Linked DNA regions of Homo sapiens: region 2 is linked to region 1. The links are chromatin loops, found by intact Hi-C in ENCODE. Cell type or tissue: heart left ventricle. All regions are shown on one strand.

Region 1 (2,500 bases):
TATACATATATATACACATATATACATATATATACACATATATACATATATATACATATATATACACATATATACATATATATACATATATACATATATATACATATATATACATATATACATATATATACATATATATACATATATACATATATATACATATATATACATATATATACATATATATACACATATATATACACATATATAATATACATATATATACACATATATATACACATATATATACATATATATATACACACATATATATATATACACACACACACACACACACACATATATATATATACACATATATATATATATATATATATTTTTTTTTTTAGACAAAGCCTGGCTCTGTCACCCAGGCTGGAGTGCAGTGGCATGATCTTGTCTCACTGCAACCTCCGCCTCCTGGGTTCAAGTGATTCTCCTGTCTCAGCTTCCCAAGGAGCTGGGATTACAGGCATGCACCGCCACACCTGGCTATTTTTTTTTTACATTTTTAGTAGAGACGGGGTTTCACCATTTGGGCCAGGCTGGTCTTGAACTCCTGGCCTGGGATTACAGGTGTGAGCCACTGTGTCTGGCCATGTTTTATATTTCGGTATTACAGATGAGCAAACCAGGATTCAGAGGCATGAAGCGACCTGGGGTGTGGTTGGGATTTCAACTGGAGCGGATCCATTTCCAAAGTCTGGACTCTTTCTTCTGTATTGCATTGCATTTTTCCTCCCACTGCTGCCTCTTCCTACTCTGTAAAGCTCTAATGACACATTTTGTTTCCATGAGCAAGCCCCCTCCCTCCCAAGTGAAGTGGGAGCATTACGTCTTGTGCAGGTTTCTCTGTCCACGGCAGGGGATGTTTTAGCAATTACTTTACACTCTGTTTAATCCTACGGGAGTCATTACTGTTGGAGGGTAACAATAAAACAGGCTCGTTGGAATTTCCTGAAGGTAAGGCTCTCCTCTAAACAGTTTCATTGTGCTAAACAGTAATGGCAGAGGCTGTTCCTCTCCATGACCACTTTGATTGGCAGGGAAATCCAGACTACAGGCTGGAGCCCATAGTCTCTTCTTTTGTCATGGGGATTGGGCCACGTTCCAGGCACCATTCCAGGGCTAGAGCCAAAGCTGACGAATGTCTCTGATAATCACCTTCCCCCAACTTCCAGCCCAGCCCTTTGTATTCTGCAAATATTTCCTGAGTGTCCACTCTGATTGTGCTGCCCTGGGGTGAGATTTGAGACAAAGTCTCTGCTCTCGTAAGTTCCCTATCTAGTAAGAGATAAAGACAAGTTAATACAAATATGGCAGTTCAACAGTTAAAGTCTGTAGGAAAAGAGGAATGGATTACTTTTTTGCAGGGAATCCAAGAAGTTTTCCAGGAAGGATGATCTCTGAGTTGGGCTTTGAGAGATTAAGAACAATTTTCCAAGTCATGTGGGGGTGAGAGTAGGGGACATGTTTAAGCAGAGGAAACAGCACGTCCAAAAGCATGAAGCAGCATTGTGTCTGTAATAGTTAGCTATTACTGATAACAAATCCTCCCAAAACTCAAGGGCTTAAAATGATAATTATTTCTCATGAGTTTGCCTGTGGGTTGGTGGATTTAGTCTGGGCTTAGCTGGGGACTGGCTTTGTTCCATATGTCTCTCATCCTTTTCCTGCTACCAGATCACTAACAAGTCTGTTGTGGCATTGGCGGAGGTAAAAGCCAGGTAGAAACATGCACTGTTGGCCCGCTGCAGGGTGGCTCACGCCCGTAATTCTAGCACTTTGGGAGGCTGAGGCGGGTGGATTGCCTGAGCTCAGGAGTTCGAGGCCAGCCTGGGCAACATGGTGAAACCCCATCTCTACTAAAAATACTAAAAATTAGCCAGGTGTGGTGGTGTGTGCCTGTAATCCCAGCTACTCGGGAGGCTGAGGCATGAGAACCACTTGAACCCAGGAGGTGGAGTTGCAGTGAGCTGAGATCGTGCCACCACACTCCAGCCTGGGCAACAGAGCAAGATGCTGTCTCAAAAACAAACAAACAAAAAGTACTGTCATTTTGCCACATTCTCTTGGCCAAAGTAAGTCACATAGCTAAGCCTGGAGTCAAGAGTGGGGAAGAAGCCCTTCCCATGATAAAATAACACTGCAAAATTAAATGACTCATGGTATGGAATAGGGATGGGTAAAAATTTGGGGCCATTAATGCAATTTACCAAGGAAGAGTTTCTCAAAAGTGGCCTTATTGACATTTGGGGCTGGATTCTTCTTTTTTATGGGAGACTGTCCTGTGAACTATAGAATGTTTAGCAGCATCTTTGACCCCTACACCTGCTAGATGCTTGCAGCACCTCCACTAGTAGCAATCAAAAATATCTTCAGGGGAATATACATCATTTTACCATAAAGACACATGCATGCATATGTATGAATGGAGTGCTTCCTTCAGGGTGACTTTTGACATCATTGCAGCACTATTTGCAATAACAAACAAAGACAT
Region 2 (2,500 bases), 59 kb before region 1:
ACCTGTAATCGCAGCACTTTGAGAGGCTGAGGTGGGCAGATCACCTGAGGTCAGGAGTTTGAGACAAGCCTGATCAACATGTTGAAACCCCATCTCTACTAAAAATACAAAAATTAGCCGGGCATGGTGGCACGTGCCTGTAATCCAAGCTACTCGGGAAGCTGAGGCAGGAGAATTGCTTGAATCCGGAAGGTGGAGGTTGCACTGAGCCCAGATTGTGCCACTGTACTCCAGCCTGGGCGACAGAGTGAGACTACGTCTCAAACAAACAAACAGACAAACAAACAAAAACAGCAGCAGCAACAAATACTCACAATGGGCTGGGTGTGGTGGCTCATGCTTGTAATCCCAGCACTTTGGGAGGTCGAAGCAGGAGGATCACTAGAGCCCAGAAGTTCAAGATCAGCCTGGCCAACATAGCAAGACCCTGTCTCTATAAAATAAATAAAAAATACTCCCCACCTCCAGTTACTAATAATGTCCTGTGTGCCCTTTTTGAATGCAGTTCTTCCTCCCCATCCCTTAGGGATCACCACTCTGCCCAGTGTCTGTCATATGTATAAATGTTTGTGTACTTTCCTCTTTTTTCTTTTTTTTTTGAGACAGAGTCTCACTCTGTTACTCAGGCTGGAGTGCAGTGGTGCCATCTCGGCTCACTGCGGCCTCCACCTCCCGGGTTCAAGTGATTCTTGAGCCTCAGCCTCCTGAGTAGCTGGGATTACAGATGTGCACCACCACGTCCGGCTAATTTTTTAATCTTTTTTGGTAGAGACGGAGTTTTGCCATGTTGGGCAAGCTGGTCTGGAACTCCGGACCTCAGGTGATCCACCTGCCTCAGCCTCCCAAAGTGCTGGGATTACAGGCGTGAGCCACTGTGCCCAGCCACGTTTGTGTACTTTTACAATGTGGAGCCACACACAACCCTCAGTTTATATGTTTTAAAATTTCATGTGAATGACATTAGACTATGTAGACTTCTGCAAGTAGCAACATCATGGTTTGGGGTTGTCCTGGTTGACGTGTGGAATCATGGTTCCTCTGTTCACACTGATGCATGGTGTTCCCTGGTCTGAATACACCGCGATCCAGTACCCACTCTTTGGTTTCTCACTGTTACAAACATTACTGTGCCGAGTACTCTTAGGCAGAAATACTTTACTACTAACATTTTTTTAGGATTGCTGGTGCATGGTGATAACAAAAAGCAGACAGACTTTTGGTCAGTTTCTTATTGTTTTTGAATTTCTAGAGACAATGCAACCTTTATCAATGCTCCCAGTGAGGACCCCGCCCGTCACTGCCCTGAGTTCTCCACTGTTCTCTGAGGCCATCTTTGTGTCTATTTCCTGACCTGCGCCTGATGTCTTTAACGTCTGTTTCCTGAGCTCAGCTAGCCTGCCATCCCTGACTCCATGTACCAATTCTCTCTCACGCTGGGCCCTGGCTTTCCTTGCCCCTTTGATTATACAATTTCCAGCTATTCTAGGTGAAAACCTCACACAGTCTTGCCCCAGATCCTGTTCCTCTGGCTTAGATGCTCTTGGCAAGTATCCCCGTTGAATTCCTCAGGCCCTAAGAACGGAGATAAGAAGGGGACATGTATAGAGTTTTCTCTGAATTCCCACCACCCCTCACAGGCACTGGTGCAGAGAAAATGCTCAGTGATTAAATGATGTGCTGAACACAAGGGAGGCATAAAAATGGAATTTGATGAATGTGGTATAGGGCCAGGGTTACATAAGATCCTTCTAACAATACAAGTAGATTGATGCTCATCAAATAGAGAATCTTTTATGGAAACACTACGGCACATAAGCCGTTATTTAAGAGGGCATAATAAATTTCATGTTTCCTTTCACCTGACTGCATTCCTGAAGAATATTCAATGTTCAACACCCACACTTGCATACACACTCAGAGGCATACGCACCAACACTTCCATTTCCTGAAAAGATTCAGTGATAATCTATTTTAGGCACTGCTAAGCAATTTAAATAGAAGGCTACCAAGTTGTCTTTTTTAGTAAACTTTTATTGAAATATAACAAGCACACAGTGCACAAATCATGAGTATGCAGCTCAATGAATATTCACAAACTCATCTGGTAATCACATCTCAGATTGAGAAACAGAATATACCAGTTCCCCAAAGCCCCGTGTATGTGCCATTTCAGTCACTACACACCACTATCCTGAGTCCTAACATTATATGTTAGTTTTGCCTGGTTTTGAACTTTAGGCAATTGAAATCACACCGTCTATACTCTCCTATGTCTGACTACTTTCGCACAACGGTAAATTTGTGAGATGCGTCCAACTCATTGACTGGGGCCTAATTCATTCATCTTCATTCTTATATTGTATTCCATACTGTGTGAATGTATGACAGTTTGTTCATTTTGATGGACATTTGGGTTGTTTCCAGTTTTTTTTTTTTCTTTTTTTCTCTTTTCTTTTTTTTTAAAAAAAGAGCCACTGGGCACAGTGGCTCATGCTTGTGT

Evidence for each region. Peaks named below come from ENCODE experiments on the same cell type or tissue, not always from the same donor. Only the 100,000 strongest peaks of a DNase experiment are listed, where the experiment ranks them.
Region 2: it touches region 1 in a loop (15-fold over the local background); 4 of 110 quality-filtered maps call a loop at or near these places.

What each region holds. Positions count from the first base shown.
Region 1 is chr7:69,456,687-69,459,186 of GRCh38, reverse strand. No RefSeq gene overlaps it. Among named protein-coding and RNA genes, the nearest start is that of CT66, 140 kb to the left of the region's middle. RefSeq lists an enhancer at 785-1,300. In heart left ventricle, no CTCF peak of the experiment used is centred here; a DNase peak (open chromatin) is centred at 1,106; H3K27ac peaks cover 260 bases.
Region 2 is chr7:69,515,234-69,517,733 of GRCh38, reverse strand. No RefSeq gene overlaps it. Among named protein-coding and RNA genes, the nearest start is that of CT66, 81 kb to the left of the region's middle. In heart left ventricle, no CTCF peak of the experiment used is centred here; no DNase peak of the experiment used is centred here; H3K27ac peaks cover 854 bases.